2 separate regions of the Homo sapiens genome follow, and region 1 is linked to region 2. A link is a contact called in ENCODE Hi-C or POLR2A ChIA-PET data. All regions are on one chromosome and are shown on one strand. Each heading gives the region's core, a stretch centred on a gene start or an enhancer-like site at or near the end of the contact. The rest is flanking DNA. Distances are from core to core; before and after follow the strand shown. Region 1 holds the start of TP53I11 (tumor protein p53 inducible protein 11). Region 2 holds the start of PRDM11 (PR/SET domain 11).

Evidence for each region. Hi-C counts contacts between places; a loop is a spot of excess contacts on that map. ChIA-PET counts read pairs that join two places held with the same protein, here RNA polymerase II (POLR2A). Pooled maps may share reads with other maps.
Region 1: a map of CD8-positive, alpha-beta T cell shows a loop between it and region 2 (17-fold over the local background). The contact joins the promoter of TP53I11 here to the promoter of PRDM11 in region 2. A Hi-C loop is called at or near these places in 4 of 168 maps with a recorded cell type or tissue (B cell, CD8-positive, alpha-beta T cell, IMR-90 and 1 more) and 12 of 50 pooled maps. POLR2A ChIA-PET finds 5 or more read pairs at or near these places in 4 of 52 experiments (HCT116, K562, activated T-cell and 1 more).

What each region holds. Positions count from the first base shown.
Region 1 is chr11:44,946,505-44,952,607 of GRCh38, forward strand. TP53I11 (tumor protein p53 inducible protein 11) reads right to left here and starts at 4,379. Exons shown (of 7, transcript NM_006034.5): 1 at 4,173-4,379. RefSeq lists silencers at 4,149-4,278, 4,309-4,568.
Region 2 is chr11:45,143,174-45,149,488 of GRCh38, forward strand. It overlaps PRDM11 (PR/SET domain 11), which reads left to right and starts at 3,466. Exons shown (of 8, transcript NM_001384648.1): 1 at 3,466-3,704. It overlaps LOC105376652 (a long non-coding RNA gene), which reads right to left and starts at 3,610. Exons shown (of 6, transcript XR_931241.3): 1 at 1,881-3,610. RefSeq lists silencers at 3,867-3,946, 4,027-4,216.

The DNA of each region.
Region 1 (6,103 bases), core at 3,129-5,628, 200 kb before region 2:
TGGCCGGGAGAGGCAGGCGCAGGATGCGAGTCCCGTGGCAGTGGCAACCCCCGTCTCCATGACACAGCTCTGCAGTTGAGAAAGGTTCCACGCCCCATTTCCAAGAACCTCCAGGAACATGTGCCCTGAGATCTGGTAGTGGAAGGTTTGTCCTGGAGCTGGAAGGTGGCAGTGTGTCCTGAGTCACTGGGCTCGGAGACAGGACAGCTGAGGTCACAGGCAGATTCTGCCATCACTGGTAAGCCAGGCCCTGTCTTTGGGGCTCAGTTTCTTTGTCTAAGAAAATGAGAATGTGGTCTCTAGGGCCCCTCCCAGCCCTGCCTCACAGCGGCCACACTCCAGGTCCCTGCTGGGCCCCAGCTCAAGCTGCCTCATCCCCAAGACCCGCCACCCCTCAGCCTGGACTGGCACACAGGTCCTATCTTCCTACTCTTTCTTTTTGAAGGGGCCCAATTTCCAGAAAGGCAGAGGAAAGCCCAACCTTTCATCAGAAACATTTCCAAAGCTTTAGGGACAAATATGAACATTCCTTACTGTGCTGAAGAGGGCGAGAGGTCAGGGCAGAGCAGGTGGCAAGAAGGAGGCATTCCTGGGCTCCTCCCCCGGGGGTCTGAAGCTGCTGCTGTGGGCAAGGGGATCAGGCCCTCTGATGGCCTCCATCACCGCTCAGAAGTCACTGGGAGGTTTTTCCTGTCTCGACGGTCATTCACATGGGCAGAACATGAAGAATTCCTGTCCTTTTCGACTCTGAGAATAGGCCAGCCTGCCCCTTGGCCCAGTGACCATGTCAGGGCCCTCAAGGGCAGCTGGTGTCGTCATCAGGACAGCCTGACTTCCAGATCCTATCGGGCTAGGGGTCTGGTGAGAATGCAGCAGGCACCTCCCTCTCCGACCTGCACCCCACTCTCCCCATGCCCCTCCCCCACCCCGTGGCTGTTCAGGAACTTAGAGGGGAGAAGAGGGTGGGAGAGGAAGGGAGAGGAAAGGACAGGAGCTTCCTCGAAGGGATGCTCCACATTTTGAGCCCGTTTCTTCAAAAGCAAGCGGTGATTTGTCTTCTGGGTGAGTTGGGGGAGGCAGGTGGAAGGGTCCCTGCCCTTTTCGCAGGATAAGATGGGCCACAACCATAGTCCAGGACTGAGTGTCTCCCCAATCCTGGGGTGCTGGCTTAGTGGTTAAAGGACTAGCTCATGACTTAAAAGGCTTGTGCTCCATCCTGGCTCTACCACTGATGAGCTGTATGCCTTTGGGCCAGTGACTCTGCCTCCCTGGGCCTCAGTTTCCTCATCTGTTAAATGGGGTGTAATAATGACACCAACCTCTCACCAGTGAGAAGATGCACCAAAAAAATCCAGAACAGCGCCTGTTTTGTAGTTAATGTTCAATAATAATGCTGCTCATTATTTTTAGACTAGAAGACTCTACTTCCTTGCCTCAGTTGCCCCCTTGACCAAATCTGCCTCAGAGCAGGTCCCCTTCTAGGGATCATGTGCCAGGTCAGAGTTGGGTGCTCAGAAGGGACTGGTCATAGGAAGGAAGTGGGATGAGAGAGAGCAAGGGTCACTTTGGGGCAGGAGGACGATGCTGCGCTGGCCCTGGGAGGGGTCCAGCCAGTGTAGCAGGATAAACAGTGAGACACAGGGTGCCGGGGAGGTATCGTGGACCAGGAGTCAGAACATCAGGCACCCCGCCCTGCAGCTGCCTCTCCTGGCCTGTGTGTCCTGGGGTGACTGACATACTGTCTCTGAGCCTCACTTCCCTCACCTGTGAAAGGGGAGGAATTCATCCCTTCTCAGTCACTCACTCTTCCTCAGCCCCTCACTCCCTGCTAGCTGCAGGGTAGGCACATTCCAGCCTCAGGGCCTTTGCATGGGCTGTGCTCTAGCTGTCTACACAGCTCACTCCCTCATCTCCCTCAAGGCTGTAGCTCAAAAGTTACCTCCTCAGGGAGACCTCCCTGACACCCTATTTAAAATGACAACCCGGTCCCTGGCCTCAATACCCCCAACACAACTTTTCCCCTTCACCTCTCAGTACACTATATAATTTGCTTATTGTTTTTATTAGGGAATTGCCTCCCCCTGCCCCCTGCTTTTAAGCATCAGCTCCATGAGGACAAAAATTTTTATTTTGTCCACAGCTGTCTCCCCAGTGCCTGAAACTGTCCCTGGCACTTTGCTCCATAAGCCATTTTTGGTGTAATGCTCACAAACATTTTGTTCAATAAGCAAAAGTAAAGAACAGCCCCAAACTGTGTGACTATGGGGCATTCCTGTTAAATCCAGCCCCCTCCTCCCCCATACCCCAAGAGGGGCAGGCCCTTCTTCCCACAGAGGTGGGGCTATCAAAAGAAATTGGGAGGCTGGGTGTGAGCTGGAGAAGCCACAAGGGGCCTGGAGGCAGAGCTGTGCAGAAAATAGGTCGCAGTCCTAGAACTGGCAGGTCATGACAGCTGGACATGGGTGAAGGGGCTTTCGGCCTTAGCCCTCCACTCCAAATTTGGAAGCACGGAGGAAGTTGACGACATGTGACTGGGAAAGAAGCGGCCATGGCAGGGGCCTCCTGGGATGGTGGGGACAGAGGGGGCCTCAGGAACAAGACGACCCATTTTACAGATGGGACAACAGAAGCCTGGAGAATAGTCTTATTTCCTAACAACCCAACAAGAAAAATCTTTTCTCTCCTTTCTCGAAGTCTGGGGCTGAGGCTAAGGAGCGGACAGTGCCCCCTCCTGGCTCTGCAACAAAACGACCCCCGCGTCCCTGGGATCTGCGGGCCGCAGATCCTGGTCCCCTCTCCACAGGCCGTCAGGGGTGGAGGTCCAAGGGACCACATAGTTGGGGTGGGCAGCCCCGGTGACTTCTCCCCGCAGGCCCGCCCCGTCAAGAAGTTTGTTTGAAAGAAACCAATCAGGAAGTGCAGGGTAGTGGGGCGGTGAGGGGGCCTTGGCCAGCCGCTCTGGGCTTTGGAGGAGCCTGGGGGTTCTTGGCCTCCGCGCTGCTCTTGCCCCAGCCTCCATCTCTCCGGCGGAGAAACCCACTCCCCCCGGGCTCCAGGAAGAGGCGGAAGCCCGAGACTGGGTCAGGGCGAAGGAAGGTAGAGCGAGGGGACCCAAGGCGAGCGCCCCGCCCCGCCCCGCCCAGCGGGGCGCGCCGGGGTGGGCGCGGCGTTCTGGCCCTTCCTCCACACAGCCTCCCCCGGGTAGGTGCGAGTGTTCTGCCCACGGCAGGGGCCCTAACCCACCCAGCGCCCGGCCAGTGGCCCCACACTGTACCCTTCCTGCAGATCGCGCGACTTTGGGGAGAGTGGGGGGCGTCTCCACCTGTGCGTCCCCTACCCACCCCCTAACTGGGCTAAGGCGCGGCCTGGGTTTCTGCCCGCCCCTTTCCAGCCTGGGGACGGGGGACTCTCTCAGCCTCGCCCCTCCCCCTGCAATCTGTCCCTGATGTCCCCGCTCCAGACACTCACCCACTTTCTGAGACCCAGGCCTCAGCGCCGGTGTCCCCCGGCGGTGAGCTCCGAGCCGTTAGGCGGCCCCGGGTTCTCCGGCCCAGGGCCCCTGCCCCCAGGCCCCCACCCCAGAAGGTCGGGCCAGACTTGTGGGCAGCGGGAACTCCGCCACCACCTCCGTCCGCGGCCCTGCGGGGGCAAAGACTGGGGGAACTCGCAAGTTTGCGCCGCGCACTCCTCCTGCCGGGAACAATGGCGGGAGGGGGAGGGGACAGAGAACCGAGCGCGGGGGACCGAGTCAGACCCCGGGGAGACAGAAACTGCTTTCGCTCCGTTTCTCTCCTGCTCTGAAGCAGAAAGCTCGAGCCCGAGAGGCAGTGGCCGAGGACGAAATAAGCAGTCCAGGAGGAGGGCGACCGCGGAGCCGGGGGAGAGGGGAAACCGAGTCAGAGGGAGGGGCGGCGAGGGGAGAGCGCGCAGGGGAGACGGAAGGGGCTGCGGGACGGCGCCTTGGGGAGCTGGGGAGGCGACCCCCTGGGGTCCCAGCGGGCTCAGCGGGTGCCGAGATGTCCCGGGGCGCCCGGTTAGCGCGCGCGGGGTCCCGGCCGCCCCTCTGCGGTCCCGTCGGCCGCAGGAGCCCCGCTGGGTTGCGCTGCGCAGGCGGCGGGCGGCGGGAGGGGAAAGTCCGCGGCTCGGAAGCGGCGGCGGGGAGCAGAACTTACGGGCCTCGCGCGTGCCGGCGCTGGGCTACGTGGAGCTGATGCCAGGCGGAGGCTCCGGGCTCGGACGCCTCACATCGCGCCGCCCGTGCCGGGCCGGGCAGTGCAGGGCAGGGCAGGGCAGGGCAGGGCAGGACAGGGCAGGGCAGGGCAGGGCCGGGCCGGCTGGACTGCGCGCGGCGCCCTGCGCGGCCGGGGCTTACCGAGTCTGGCGGCCCGCGCTGGTCCCTCCTCTCGGTTCCGCGCACAAGCCAATGGCGCGCCGTCCCCTCCCACGCGCCGGGCTGCCTCGCCCCCAGGGTGGCCGCCGGGGCGGGCGGGATGGGGGTTGGCGGGGAAACCAGGCTCCCGGCTCCCCCGCGAGGCTCTCCCGGGGGCCGCCTGCAGGGGGCGCACGCGCGCCCGAGAGAAGGCGCCGGGGGAGGAAGCCGCGCGGGGAGACCCTGGCGTGGCCCGCGCCGCCCAGGATGACTTTCCTGGCAAGTTCTGCAGACGGTGCCCCTTTCTTGGGACGATCAACGTAGATGGGCAAACCACACCATCTTAAATAGCCTTGCGGTGTCTCCCGGGCCCAGGCCGGTGCCTGAAATGGAAGGGACTGCTTTGGCTGGCGGTGATACCCAAGTGTGTAATAACACAGTCACGACAATAGTCACCGTTTGCTGCGCACTCTCTGATGCCAGACACCATATGCTAAAGGAGTTACAAGTATTAACTCATTTGATTTTCACAGCAACCCATAAGGGCGCTGTGCTTAGTCCCATTTTACAGGCCATGGTCGTTAAAGTTTGAGTTCACTCAGCCTTCAGGCTTCCAGCCTAGGCCCACCCTTCTCTCTCCCTGCTTGGTGTGACTTGGCCAAATAACATGACCCCACTGTCACTACGGCCACCTTCTTCATACTCCACCCTAAAATCCAGCCTCAGAGATGCTGCTGTCAGTTGCGCTGTCAGGAGGCTAGGATCTTATCTGGGGCTCTAGGACGCTTGTTGGCGCTACAGTTGTCAAACCTTTTGTCTCTACACATCCTATGGGGGGCTGGGGTGAGGATGAGGGTTGGGGGTCATGGAGGCTCTCTGGTGGCGTGTCAACCTGAGAGAACCAGGCTCCTACAGACAAGGCCCCACCCCCAAATTCTGGGCTCCTTCAACCCCTTATGGTGGGAAAATAATGTGCTCTCTCCCACCCCAACCCCCACCACCCTGTGCTCTCCTTAGAGAAATGCCTGGATCTCTTTCATCTGATCTGATGGTCACAGTGGGCCAGGAACCGGGGTGGGGGGCTGCGGGAAAAGGAAGGCAAGGCTGATGACATGCTCCATTTCACAAGTAAATAAGACAGAAAGAGGTGAGTGGCTGCCTCAGGCATCTAGCTAGGTGGGCATTCTGACTCCAGGTCTCGGTTCTGTCTGCACCAGTTCCTTAACGGTTAATAGAGCAGGCTCTGGAACCAGATCACCTAGGTTCAAATCCTGACTCTGCCTTTTAGTGCCTGTGTGGCCTTGGACAAAGTAAGTCACCTAGAGCAACCAATAGTAAGAACCGGCTATGGTTGCTGTAGAGATTTAGAGTTAATAGGAGCTGCTCATGTTTACTGTGCATGGACTCTGTGCCATGCAGGCTCCCACTGTCCTCACCAGAGCTGGGATTGGGCAGGAGAGTCTGTGCCCTTGGCAAGGAAGTAAACAGAACAGTCCTTGGTTCATAGTAAGTGCTCAGTGAATATAAACTGTCCTGATTACTAAGGTAGATAAACTCTGATGCCCCAGTGCCACTGACACTGCCCCCAGCCAAACACCTAGACAGTGATAGCCAATAATGAATGAATCAATCAATCAATCAAAGTATGTGACTCTAGATGAGGATTATTTTTAAGGTGTGTTGGGTGGAGCCATCTGACTCAAGGCTCTATAGTAATTTCTGCAACAACTCAGT
Region 2 (6,315 bases), core at 2,216-4,715:
CCCTTGTGCTTTCAGGAAAGGTCATATGTGCAATAAACAATGTCCTTGTTTTACAACAAATGTGGAAGTGAATCCCCAGTGACTCTTCCTTCTAGGATCCAGGGGGCATTTACCTTGGAGCTAACAGGAAGTATTTTGCTTGGTGTCATTATTACTAGTAGGGGGTGGAGGGAAGGCCTCAGATGGACTTTTCCTTCTAAAGAGGTGAACTCTATTCATTTAGAGTATCTCAGTAGCCTTCACAGGGACCTGGAGGTGACTGGGATTGTTAGTACATTTTTTGCAAGAAGAGGTCATAATGTACCTGGCCTTGAATCACAAAGTTCTGGTCAGCTCCTTTTTGTGAGATACGCTCAAGGGAGAAATTAAGGAAATATTTCACCACCCATTAGGCTGAAAAGCTGCATTATGGAAAAGGACAATGAACCAGAAATGACTAACAGCAGATGACACTGAGCAATGGAGTCAGGCAGACCTATGTTTGAATCTCACCCTGCCTCAAACTAGCTGTGTGACCTTGGGCAAGTCTCTTAACCTCTCTGAACATGGTTTCTCTGCCTGCAAAAAATAGTGATGATGATATCCTTCTTGGATTATTGAGATTATTGAGTATAGATGGTAATAACCCAGAAGGTGTGTACCATATGCCCTATTCGCTTCAATCCTGTTCTCCTTCCCCTTCCCTTAAGTTCTCAGGAAATGCCAGTGGAGCTCTTATCTCATCCCTACTTCTGACTTTCAGGCCCAACTCAGCCCACAGAGGGAAACTGAGGCACTGCCTCACAAGACGTGCTTTGTCTAGACTGCTTGTCCGTGGTGATCACACTCAGGGTCTGGGACCACTTTCTGCCCACTTTCTGCCCACATTGACCCAGAGCACATGTGTCAACCCTCCAACTGCCTAGGGCTTCCCTTCTGAGATGTTTCCAACAATTCCCCCAGCCTTGTTTCAGATTCCTTCCTGTGCCTTGGCCTTGACTATGTAACTACAGGGGCAGTTTCTTGAGGGCAAAATATAGAACCCCTGGTCCCAACTCTTCATGCCATGCAGGAAAACACTGGCCCCCAAAGAGGACAAGTCAAATGCCTCAGGCGACAGGTTGGGACTCAGACCTGGGTCTCTGGATCACACCGCATCTCTTTGCTCCCCACAGCCCCTGGACAAGTCCCAGTGTGACGCCTGAAGCGCTGACTCCCCAGCCTGCAATGCCTGAGGACCCAGTCTCACCCTACAGATGCAGCTGAGGACCTACGGCTTCCTGGCAAAGGAAGCCAGGATAGAAATGGATGGGGAGATTTAAATAGAAAACCAATGCCACAAGAAATTCCCTCCTTACCTCACTTCCAACTTGCCAGCTCATTCTCTTAAAGATCTTTTTGCTCTCTGGAGGATGGGACCACTCCCCTCCTTTATCTACTTCTCTTTTTGCCCTCATCTCCGATATCTCTGCCTCACCCTCTACCCCAGTCACTGCAGGACACATGTCCAACACCCTGGGTACGTTGACGCCTCGAGGTCTTTGCTTCTGCTCTTTGCCTTCCTGGCAATGCCATCCTACCATTGGTGGAAATTCCAGGCCTACCTCTGACATTACTTCCTTGGTGAATCTTTCTCCTCAAAAGGAACAACAAATGGCTCCTTCCTCAGTGCTCTTTTCTCGGCCGGGCACTTGGCATCCAAAACCATGCTCAGTGCAACTGGAGGTGCATTCAGTTCTGAATTAATTGAAGTTATCTGCGAGTGCCTTCATCTCTTGGGCAGACCAAGACCTGCCTGAAGGATCTTGTCATTCTAATCGTGGAACCCCTCCCCCAACCCCCGTCCCCCAGTACCCGACACTCTGCCTGGCACCAAGCAGAGAAATACTCAGGAAACTTACAGTTGCATTGAACCTCATATAACGATAGGGTTGTTACTGTCTCTTGAGCATCTACTGAGAGCAGCTGGGTGCTGGGCCCTTTAAATACACTCTCATGGCTCCTTACACAGAGCCAGGAACGTGGGTATTACTGTGCACCACTTTGCAGATGTGGGAAATAAAGGCTCAGAGAGGTGAAGCCAGTTGCTCCAGATCACACAGCCAGTAACAGGCATGAGATTCCAAGAAGCTGTGTTTGTGACGCCAGAGTCAAGGGAAACAAATGATGTGGTACCCACAGTGCTCCCTCCCTCATCACCCCCACCGCCTCCAGCTCCACATCCAGATTCCAAAAGCCATGAGCACCCCCATCTGACCATGAACGCCCATCTGACCATGAACGCCCATCTGCGGATCGCCAGCAGCAAGGTTGACACGGAACTCCTTCCGCCTTGGGAGGAGGCTTCCCTGGGGTAGTACCCTCTGGGGGCCGTCTGGGCAACTCTTGCAGGGCTTCGTGGATGTTTGGGGAAAGCACTGGACAGCGCCTCGCCCAGGTGCCTTCCTGGGAATCACCAACTGGGGTTTACTGCCCCAATTTTGGAGCTTGCACAGAGCATCCTCCCTTGGTAGGAGAGACGTCGCCATTGGGCCACAGGACTTGTAGAGGACGCCACGAGAAAGGGGTTGATTGGGGAATGGTTGTCCTGGTTACGCCACCCTGCAGTGTCCCTTGCCCTCCTCCAAGGCTTCCAGCCCCATCGCAACCTGTCAGTTTTCCAGGCGCTCAGGAAAGCATGTCAAGCACTCAAGCACTCTGTGACAATTCCACCCCCGGCCCAGTCTTTCCCTCTTCACCCCCTCTCTGTGATGTCGAATCCCATTTCACAGATGGAGAAACTGAGGAATCGAGCAAGTGAATGCCGCTTAAACATCTTTTCCAAGCCAGCCAGGGACCAGCCCCTCCAGTTCTCAGAATCTCTCTCCCTCTGTAACATATTTTGACTTGAAGAACATGTGCGATTCGTGACTACAAAACCGCAACCCCACATAAAGAGTTAATATTTTTAACGAACCCCAAGCCCCTCACCCTCAGCCTTCGCGGGACGCCTGCGTCTCGCAACTTCAGTTTGTATCTCCAAACTGCTGAGCATTCAAAGGGTTAAATGGGACCGGGAGGGGGCCAGCCGCGGAGCCCTGAAAGGGTTAAAAATCCAAACGCGTCGACTCCCCCCGACTATTTGGTTCCAAATGGACAGCCACGCGACCGGGAGAGCCAGGGAGCCCCCCTCACAATGACTTTATTAAAATTTGAGAACTTTTACTTCTGACCCCAAAAAAGTATCCCAGTTCGAAAGTTCTCTCTTAACCTTTTCTTTTTTTCATCTATTTTTTTCTCGATTTCTCCACGGGCTGGATTATAAAACGCTCCCTCTCCCTTTGGGTTTGGAGAGCCGGGTTCCCCCCTCCGGGCAGGGCGCGGGCCTAAGGGGCCCCGGGAGTTTTCTCCGGGGCCGGGTCGGGACGCGGCTGGTGAGTCCCGGCTCCGGCCCCTGAATTGGGGGGTCCGCGTCTGCCCCAAACGCCGCTTTCTTCCGTTTTCCATGTCATTTCCTGTACTAATAAGATGGTGGTCAAAGCAGGGGAGGAGAGCAGCAGCGAGTCGCCGCCGCCGCCGCGCCGAGGCTGGCGCTGAAACTTTGCCTCGCCGGGGACCAGCGCGCCCGCAGCGCGGCCGCTCCCTCCGCGGGGGCCGCCAGCCGAGGCCGCGCCGCCTCCGCCGAGCCGCCCGCCGGGCCGCTCTCGCCGCCCGGGCCCCGCGGCTGCCGCAGCATTCCCGGGAAGGTGAGTCAGCCCCGGTAGCCAATGTGGCCATTGAAAATGGCTTCGGAGAGCGCTCGGCAGTTTGCCAGCGAGCGCGGGGGCCGCCGGTGCGGGGGCCGGGAGCGGCGGCTGGGGGCGGGGGCGGCCGGGGGTCTCGGCGCGGGCGCGGGGCGGGGGTCCGGACGGCGCCGGCGCGGGGTGGGGGGCGGCCCGCCGTGGCCGCGAGGTGGGTGAACCCTCGGCAGGTAGCTGCCGCCGCCGCGGGAGCCGGGGGCCGCCCTCCGCCTCCTTCCTCCCAGCTCGCTCGCTCCTCGCCTTGTTACAATGTAGCCTTTTCTCTCCGCAAGCGGCGCGCCCGCTGACGGACGTGGCCGCCGACCAATGGGAGTGGCGGCCCGGGCCGAGCGCTCGGAATGAGAACGCGGTGACACGGACGGGGCGGGGCGCGGACGCCGACGCCAGAGGGCTCGCCGCGGCCGCCGGCCTAGTTCTCGCGGACGCCCTCGGCCCCGCGCCGGGGGCTGCTGCGGGGTGCTCGGGGATGAAGGTGGGAGGCGTCCTTTGGGATGCGACGAAGCCTTCTCCATCGCGGTTCGCGATTGCCCGCGAAGCGTGGCCGAGCCGGAGGGCATTTCTGGAATGCGTTTTAAGTGTCAGTTGCGGTGTAGACTCTTCGGGAAACCTCTCCGGAGCGTAGCCTCCACCCCCCACTCGCAGTCCCCAAGGTACTCTCCTATGCAGAAACTGCAGAAACTTAGCGGCCAATGACCTCTCTCCGGTCAAGGCCAGCGTGCTCTAGGCGAGTCGCTGCAAAGAGAATACCAATGTCTTGGGCGATGCTGGTGAAAAATTGCTGGTGTGTGTCTAGAGCCCAGTTGGGAGATGGGGGCTTAGAACCCCCCAGGCTGGGCTGGGATTTAGGGGAGAAAAATGTGAAACGTCTCCTCTTTCCTAGACGTTTGCTTCGTGTGGAGAAAGGCTGTGCTGTATAATTTAGAGTGGCTGTAAGGAAACACACCCAGCCCTTTGTGCGTGGGGCCAGGAGGCAATGATGAGAGATTGCTCTTGGTACCTGGAAACCCTATAAACTTTGGGGGTTTGGGGACAGAAGAATTTTCTGTGGAGCATGATGCCTGTAGCAACCAAGCTGGTCCTTGCCCACATTTCCTCTTGGGAGGGAGGAAGGTTCGGGCTTTCCTAGGGTCATTGTTGGAGGTGTAGGGTCGTAGTTGGGGAGCAGGGCACAGTCTTTGCCCGCCGACTCTCTGAAAGGTGGACAAGCAGAGTTCTATAGGGCACGTGTAGAAACCTTCCCTTCTGGGAATAGAGCCCAGACCTCTTGCTGTATTCAGTTTAATGGAAAGGCTTTCTCTCTTTGAATTCTACCTCCTCCTCATAGTCACTGTCTGACTTTGGACTTCACATCGTTGTCTTTGGCCTCTCTGAGCCTTGTGTCTCCATCCCTGAGTCCAACAAAACCTGCCCGGCAAGGAAGTTGTGAAATTAAATGAGATAGCAAAGATGAAATGCCTGTTCCAGGGCCTGGCATACTGTTTAAGAAGTGTTCTCCCCCAGAATCACGGCAGAAGGTACTGACCTGGGAATATCAGAATTGCCCCCACAGACCCCACCGTGGTCCATCCAGTCTCAAACTGACAGGGCCCCAAGGAACAGCTGGTGGCAGGGTCTCGTTTCCTTCCCTGGTGACGTTCACAAAGATGAGGGACTCCCCTCAGTTGTCCTAGGAGTCCTAGATTGGTCATGATAGCCATCACCTCTGCACTTATGGACTCATTTGACCTGAGTTACAGTTCTGTCGTCTAGACTTCTTGGGTTGATGTGTTCCATCAATTTCTTCTCCTTGGTGTCAAGTAGGATTTCTCCTATTTGGATCTGCCCTCTCCTGGACTTACAGGGAGTTTCCCTGGTTCCAGGTTGTTGGCAAGTATAAAGTAAAGAACACTGGGGTAGGAGTCGGGAGTCCTGCCTGTGGATTCAGCTGCCTTCTTGGCCTGCTCTCTTGGCTGTCTCATAGGCATGACAAACCCACAGTGGCCAAAGGTGTCCATAATCTTCCTCTCTAAACCTCTTCTAGGGCTCTGATCTTGGCCAAGAGCACACTGTCCCACTACTCTTTAAGGCAGAAGCCTTGGTGTCTCTGTCTCTGTCACCCCAATCTACTCCATCTCCAGACCCAGATAACTTTATCCTCTCAAATGAACCCATCCACTTCTCTCCATCCCCTCTTCCCCAGTGTTGTAGTCAAGCCATCGCTGTCTCTCCCCAGGACAACAGCAAGAGCCTCCTAATGTCTACCTGCAGTCACCCCCTCATGGCAGTCAGAGTGATCCATTCCAAATAGGATCATATCAGGCATCCCATTTCCTGCTTTAAACACCTAGAAGTCTTTCCAGTGTGTTGGGGATAAAGAACCAAATTGGTGTAGTGACCTAAAAGCTACCGAATGATCTGGCCCCTGCCCTTGACCTCATCTTCTATCCTCTCCTAGATCTCTCTGAACTCCATACCCCGATCTCTCCTACATAGGCTGGCCTTTCCTCCTCAAATCCTTGAGCTGTTGTCATCTAATGAATAAATTAAGGTTAGCAAAGGGCACAGTGGGATGGGAGTG